Regions from separate parts of the Homo sapiens genome. Here region 1 is linked to region 2. The links are chromatin contacts, found by Hi-C in ENCODE. All regions are on one chromosome and are shown on one strand. The core of a region is the stretch at or near the end of the contact, and the rest is flanking DNA. Distances in the headings are between cores, read along the strand shown.

The links. A loop is a pair of places that touch in the nucleus more often than their neighbours do. Pooled maps may share reads with other maps.
Region 1: a map of naive thymus-derived CD4-positive, alpha-beta T cell shows a loop between it and region 2 (12-fold over the local background). The contact joins the promoter of RTEL1 here to the promoter of RPS21 in region 2. A Hi-C loop is called at or near these places in 2 of 168 maps with a recorded cell type or tissue (breast epithelium and naive thymus-derived CD4-positive, alpha-beta T cell) and 5 of 50 pooled maps.

The regions. Positions count from the first base shown.
Region 1 is chr20:63,655,936-63,659,579 of GRCh38, forward strand. RTEL1 (regulator of telomere elongation helicase 1) reads left to right here and starts at 2,377. Exons shown (of 35, transcript NM_001283009.2): 1 at 2,377-2,531; 2 at 3,298-3,569. The coding sequence starts at 3,468. It overlaps RTEL1-TNFRSF6B (RTEL1-TNFRSF6B readthrough (NMD candidate)), which reads left to right and starts at 1,875. Exons shown (of 38, transcript NR_037882.1): 1 at 1,875-2,531; 2 at 3,298-3,569. RefSeq lists enhancers at 2,072-2,311, 2,342-2,431, 2,452-2,611, 2,732-2,801, 2,952-3,001.
Region 2 is chr20:62,384,943-62,388,352 of GRCh38, forward strand. RPS21 (ribosomal protein S21) reads left to right here and starts at 2,161. Exons shown (of 6, transcript NM_001024.4): 1 at 2,161-2,194; 2 at 2,379-2,446; 3 at 2,669-2,732; 4 at 2,901-2,972; 5 at 3,367-3,410. The coding sequence starts at 2,397. RPS21-DT (RPS21 divergent transcript) reads right to left here and starts at 2,047. Exons shown (of 1, transcript NR_186459.1): 1 at 1,361-2,047. RefSeq lists enhancers at 1,299-1,348, 1,627-2,318, 2,319-3,010 and silencers at 1,699-1,818, 2,249-2,438.

The sequences.
Region 1 (3,644 bases), core at 1,127-3,626, 1.3 Mb after region 2:
ACCCCATCTACCCTAAAAATACAAAAATTAGCCAGGTGTGGTGGCAGGTGCCTGTAATCTCAGCTACTTTGGAGGCTGAAGCAGGAGAATCACTTGAATCCAGGAGGCAGAGGTTGCAGTGAGCCGAGATCCCACCACTGCACTCCAGCCTGGGCAACAATATCAAGACTCCACCTCAAAAAAAAAAATGTTTTTCATAAAGTGTGACTTTTATCAGACCTCTGCATTCTTGAAATTAACTCTGGCTTGGCTGGGCGTGGTGGCCCACACCTGTAATCTTAACACTTTGGGAGGCTGAGGTGGGCAGATCACGAGGTCAGGAGTTCAAGACCAGCCTGACCAACATGATGAAACCCCATCTCTACTAAAAATACAAAAATTAGCCGGGCGTGGTGGCATGCACCTGTAATCCCAGCTACTCAGGAGGCTGAGGCAGGAGAATCGCTTGAACCCAGGAGGTGGAGGTTGCAGGGAGCCGAGATCGCACCACTCTATTCCAGCCTGGGCGACAGAGCAAGACTCTGTCTCAAAAAAAAAAAAGAAAGAAAGAAATTAACTCTGGCTCCTAGAAGGAGCCCTATATCTCAGCAGGACACTCAGTCATTCAACAGACATCTGTCAAGCACCTGCTGTATGCTGGAGCTGTGGGTACGTCAGCAATTAGAGGAAGAGGGCAGGGGTACAGGAGTTCCTGACCACCCCAGGCCAGCACGCTCCTATAGCAGCTGGCAAGGAGCAGATGACTCAGACTTCAGCTCAGTCCACAGGACAGCCTTTTCTGGCCACTGCTCTCAGGAGATGAGATGTGTGGCTGCAAAAGGTAAACTCCTGGCTCCTGAGCAGGCTCTGGGCAATCTGCTCAACGCTCTGTGCCTCACTTTCTCACCCAGAAAGTGTGGACAATGAGAGGACTTATCTGGCTGGGCGCGGTGGCTCACGCCTGTAATCCCAGCACTTTGGGAGGCCGAGGCGGGTGGATCACCTGAGGTCAGGAGTTCAAGACCTGCCTGGCCAACACGGTCAAACTCCATCTCTACTAAAAATATAAAAAATTAGCCGGGCTTAGTGGTGCACACCTGTAATCCCAGCTACTTGAGAGGCTGAGGCAGGAGAATCACTTGAACCCAGGAGGTGGAGGTTGCAGTGAGCCAAGATTGTGCCACTGCACTCCAGCCTGGGCAAAAAGCCAAAACTCTGTCTCAAAGAAAAAAGAATCATGGCAGAAGGTGAAGTCTATGTTAGTCCCAGTTCCCAGGTCGTACATGGCGGCAGGAGAAAGAGAGAGAGAAGGGGAAACTGCCACTTTTAAACCATCGGGTCTCCTGAGCACTCACTGTCAGAACAGCCTGGAGGAAACTGACCGCATGATCCAACCACCTCCCTCCAGGTCCCTCCCTCCACACGTGGGGATTACAATTCGAGGTGAGACTTGGGTGGAGACACAGAGCCGAACCATATCAGCATGTATGGGGGGCACTGAAACTTGTGCTTGGTGCCCATTCATTCAACGAGTGTGTGTGGCTGGTCTCCTCATCTTCAACTCCCTGCCGAGTCTCAGATAGGCAGCCTGCAGTTCCTTCACCACAACAGGCACATGGGGCTGGGTGCCAGTGAGTGCTGGGGCTTCTCCGAGCACTATCTCACACCCAGGAGCGTGGGCACGCATGGCATTCGCATGTGCCGTCAGTGGACATTAAACACAGCCATGAAGAAGCCACGAAGAAGTGCTGCCTGCCGGCCGTGCGCGGTCACGCAGCGCCAACTCCCTCCTGGGGCCTTCTGGGGCCTTCTGGGGCATGGGAGCTGGGGCCGCCTGAGACAAACATCCGTGACGCTGGGCTGACCCCACAGAACGGTGCGGGCCTCGCTCTTGGAGTCAGCCCTGCTGCCAGCCAGTGCCGGGTGCTGGGGACTCAGGGAGGCCCGCCGGGACCACTGCGGGACAGTGAGCCGAGCAGAAGCTGGAACGCAGGAGAGGAAGGAGAGGGGGCGGTCAGGGCTCTCAGGAGCCGGGTCCTGGGCAAGGCGCAGCCGTTTTCAAATTTTCAGGAAAGCGGTCGGCTCACACTCGAGCAGTAAAAAGATGCCTCTGGGGAGGAGGCCCGTGCAGCTCTCCGGGCAATGGTGGTGGCTCGGCCTAGAGAGGCGGTAGTGGAACGCAGACCCTGGTGGGGGAATGACATCAAGGGAGGAGACGGGCGGGACCCCAGATTTCTGCCTGTGGGCGATGGAAGTGAGGTTCACTGGCCAGCGGAGCCGGACACAGAACGCGCAAAACGCCGTGTAGGCCTGGAGGAGCCGAAGAGCAGGCGGACCCCCTCCGCGGGGGAACAGTTTCCGCCGGGAGCACAAAGCAACGGACCGGAAGTGGGGGGCGGAAGTGCAGTGGGCTCAGCGCCGACTGCGCGCCTCTGCCCGCGAAAACTCTGAGCTGGCTGACAGCTGGGGACGGGTGGCGGCCCTCGACTGGAGTCGGTTGAGTTCCTGAGGGACCCCGGTTCTGGAAGGTTCGCCGCGGAGACAAGTGAGCAGTGAGTCGCAGTGACCCTACAAGTGGTTCTTTTACCCGAGCGGCTCGTAGGCGCGTTGCGGTTTTTCGAAACTACAGCTCCCGGCAGGCCCCAAGCCGCCCTCGGGGCCGCGGGTCGGCGGATTGGCCGCGCTGCATTTTGGGACCTGTAGTTTCCTGCGCTCGTGGCGCTGGCGCCGCGGCGTTGGCTGAGCCCTTGACCGGGGCTGGAGGGAAGGGCCGACATTCAGTGTGTCCGCGTCTGTTCTGTTAGTCCCAGTTCCCGGGCGGGATTGAGGCTTAGAGAAGTTGAGTGATTTGCTGAGGGCTGCACGGGTTGGCATCCCGGCATGCTCTTTCGCTACTTTGGCTGCATCTGGTTGCCCACCCGGGCGGATGGGGAATGGACTCCAGCCAGCCAGGAGGGCAGAGGGCTGGAGAGGCAGGGCCGGAGGTTCAGACCCTCCGCTCTGACGTTGCGCCTGGTGAGGCCGGGAGGGGTGCCGCTTGCCTCTTCAGCCCTCACGCTCTTGTGGAAGTCGCGGAATTACTGCAGGCGGAACTTGCAGCACTGTGGGCGTCTTTTCCAGAGAAGGACGGAGTTGTGGGGCGGGAGGATAAGGCAAGGCCCAGCCACTTCGCATCTTCGCCCCGCCAGCTCCTCGAGATGGGATATACCAGGGTTGCTCTCCAACCCTCTCCGCAGGAGGGACTGATGGAAACGCCTGGGAAAGTAGCCCGGTACCCACAAAGGCTGTCTACAAACAGAGTCTTACTGTCTTTCCCAGGTCTGTGCCATAGGGATTCTCGAAGAGAACAGCGTTGTGTCCCAGTGCACATGCTCGCATCGCTTACCAGGAGTGCCCGAGACCCTAAGATGTTCGGAGTGGTTTTTTCGCACAGACCCGAATAGCCTGCCCCTCAGCCACGCTCTGTGCCCTTCTGAGAACAGGCTGATATGCCCAAGATAGTCCTGAATGGTGTGACCGTAGACTTCCCTTTCCAGCCCTACAAATGCCAACAGGAGTACATGACCAAGGTCCTGGAATGTCTGCAGCAGGTAGAGCACAGGCCCCGAGGAAAGGACTGCGGGTGGGTGGAGCTTCAGCCAGGACGGGGTGTGCTTCCCTCTCCC
Region 2 (3,410 bases), core at 911-3,410:
AAAATACAAAAATTAGCCAGGCGTGGTAGCAGACCCCTGTAATCCCAGCTACTCTGGAGGCTGAGGCAGGAGAATCGCTTGAACCTGGGAGGTGGAGGTTGCAGTGAGCCAAGACCGCACCACTGCACTCCAGCCTGGGAGACAGAGCAAGACTCCGTCTCAAACAAACAAACAAACAAACAAACAAACAAACAAAAACTAAGAATAGAGCTGCCATAAATAAAGCAATCCCACTGCTGGGCATATACCCAAAAGAAAGGAAATCAGTATATGAAAGAGATACCTGGCCGGGTGTGGTGGCTCATGCCTGTAGTCCCAGCTACTGAGGAGGCTGAGGCAGGAGAATCACTTGAACTCTGGGGGCAGAAGTTGCAGTGAGCCGAGATCGCACCACTGCACTCCAGCCTGGGTGACAGAGCGAGACTTTGTCTCAAAAAAAAAAGAAAGAAAGGAAGAGATACATGTGCTACGATGTTTATCACAGCACTATTATTTGTGGGAGCTAAAAATTAAAACAATTGAATTTGTGGAGACAGACAGTAGAAAGATGGTTACCAGAGGCTGGGAAGGGTAGAACAGTGGGAGGAGGGGGGCAAATGGGGATGGTTAATGGGTATAAAAAGACAGAAAGAATAAGACCTAGTGTTTGATAGCACAACAGGGTGTCTACAGTCAATAATGATTTAATTGCACATTTTAAAATGACTAAAAGAGTATAGTATTGGATTATTTGTAACGCAAAGGATAAATGCTTGAGGTGATGGATGCTCCATATACCCCATGTGATTACTACGCACTGCATGCCGGTATGAAAATATCTCATGTGCCCCATAAATGTACACACCCACTATGTACCCAAAAAATTAAACATAAAAAAACTTTTTTTTTTTGAGACGCAGTCTTGCTCTGTCGCCCAGGCTGGAGTGCAGTGGCGGGATCTCAGCTCACTACAAGCTCCGCCTCCCGGGTTCACGCCATTCTCCTGCCTCAGCCTTCCGAGTAGCTGGGACTACAGGCGCCTGCCACCACGCCCAGCTAATTTTTTGTATTTTTAGTAGAGATGGGGTTTCACCATGTTGGCCAGACGGGTCTCGAACTCCTGACCTCAGGTGATCCACCCACCTCCGCCCAAAGCGCTGGGATTACAGGCCTGAGCCACCGCACCTGGCCACTGAGTCTTAAGTTTTCTGAGGCTAGTTCTACATCCTAGGATCATGTCCCCCGCCCAGAGAAGACCCCAACATAGGCCGCGCTGCTCCCTCCGTCTACCGGTTTGGAGCTTCTCCTGGCAACAGGGTTCAGGCTACTAACAAGGCCTTCCTCAAGACCCCACCCATAACCAACGACCATACTTCGTGGGTCCATCTTTGTAACATCTTTACTTCCTTGGAGCAAATTCCCAGGAATGGGTTTTCGGGGTCCAAGGGTATGCACCTCTAGCACTACGACAAACGCGGCCAACACGCTTCAGGGAAACGGTGCCCCAGTTTGCATTCTGCTTCCCCTGCCCTGCCCTGGGGGTCTGACTGGTGAAACATGGGATGGCAGAGTGGTCGGGTGTTTCAGATTCCACGGTGGGCCGGGGTCTTTTCCTACCCTCGGGAGCCGTCTGAATTTCTCCTCTGCCGAGTTCCTGCGGGTGTCCTTCGCCCACCGGCCCGGGGGAGTGAGTAGCAGGCACCAGGTGAGCAGGCCTCCGCTCGCAGCGGCTACGTGCACGGGCAGGAGCACCGCCCCACGCCCCAGGTGGCCGCAGGGTGAGGGGACCGGAGGGCGGGAGGCGCACAATGGGGGGCACGCCCGTATCTCTAGCCCGGCCGGCAGCGGGCAGCGAGGCTCAGTCCTCGCCCCTTCTCCCAGCTGCTATTCGGGGCTCCCGAGGCGCTCAGAGGGGTCGACTGCGTCCGTGGGGCACAACCCAGGGGCCAGGCTAAGACGCCACACACGGCAACGACCCTCAACGACAACGACCCCCACGACGCCCCGCGCCCCAGGGCCAGCAGGCTGGGGTCCGAGAACCTCCTTGCCGGAAGCGGAAGTGCGTCACGGCGACGGCCGGCAAGCACGCACCGCGCAGACTCGCTGTGGTGGCGTGACCCGGAAGCGCTCGCCGAGGCCCCTCCTTGCCCGCCGATATCTCTGCCGGGTGACTAGCTGCTTCCTTTCTCTCTCGCGCGCGGTGTGGTGGCAGCAGGTGTGGCGCGCGGCGCGGGCTTCGGGCTCAGGGCTGGGGCTGGGGCGGGAGTGGGGGCTTGGACGCGGGGGACGGGGTGCGGGGTGCTGGGTGCGGCTGGGGCCGTGACCCTAGGGGCCGGTTTGCGCCGGGAGCCGGGGCACGGTTCCGGCCGTACTCACGGCGCCGCGCGGTGACTCCCCAGGCGCAGCCCAGCCTCGAAATGCAGAACGACGCCGGCGAGTTCGTGGACCTGTACGTGCCGCGGAAATGGTAAGCGCCCCCCACATGCCTCTCTTCCGTCCTTACCTAACCACCACGTCCCCTCGCCTGCCCTTGTTCCCCCACACCCCTCCCGTCCTTACCTCGTCACGTCCCTAACTTGTCCTGCCCCCGACGTTACTCTTTTCCATTCATATACCCCCAACCTCCCTCGTCCCCTCTTTCATTCTTACCGCCCAAGTCCCCTCTGCTCACTGCGCCCTTTCTCCACAGCTCCGCTAGCAATCGCATCATCGGTGCCAAGGACCACGCATCCATCCAGATGAACGTGGCCGAGGTGAGCTGGGAGCCCGGGAGGCGGGAAGGTTGTGATATATGTGCGGGAAAGGCAGGCTGTCCCATTGTGGAGGAGCCCCTGGGGTGAAGGTACAGGCAGAGGCTGGCTTTGAGGATTGGTGTTTCCCAAACCTGGGGGAGTGGTTTGTGACCCTTCTTCTCTTTCTAGGTTGACAAGGTCACAGGCAGGTTTAATGGCCAGTTTAAAACTTATGCTATCTGCGGGGCCATTCGTAGGATGGTGAGTGTTTCCCTGGGCTTTGCTCATCACTTCGGGACATCGTGGACTTTACCGTGCGCATTGGAGTGTGTGATGGTGCCTGAGTAGATCTGCTGGCAGAGTAGTTTGAGCCAGCTGGACTGGGCTGGCCGCCTGCCGCTTCTTGAGGGTGGAAGAGGGGTGCTCTGAGAAGACACTCAGGCAGCAGACTCTGCCTCTCACTAGGAGGTGCCCCCCCGACCCCGCTCCACCATAGTCAGGCTGCAGGCTGCCCCGGGAGAGGTGGCTCCCCTTCTGCGCCTGTCTCCATTCGCTCAGCGGGGGAGAGACGTGGGCTGGTGGCACAGCTGACCTTCTGCCATCTCAGGCAGCCGGAGTGGAAATATTCTTAGTGTGCTTTTTTTTTTTTCTTAAGGGTGAGTCAGATGATTCCATTCTCCGATTGGCCAAGGCCGATGG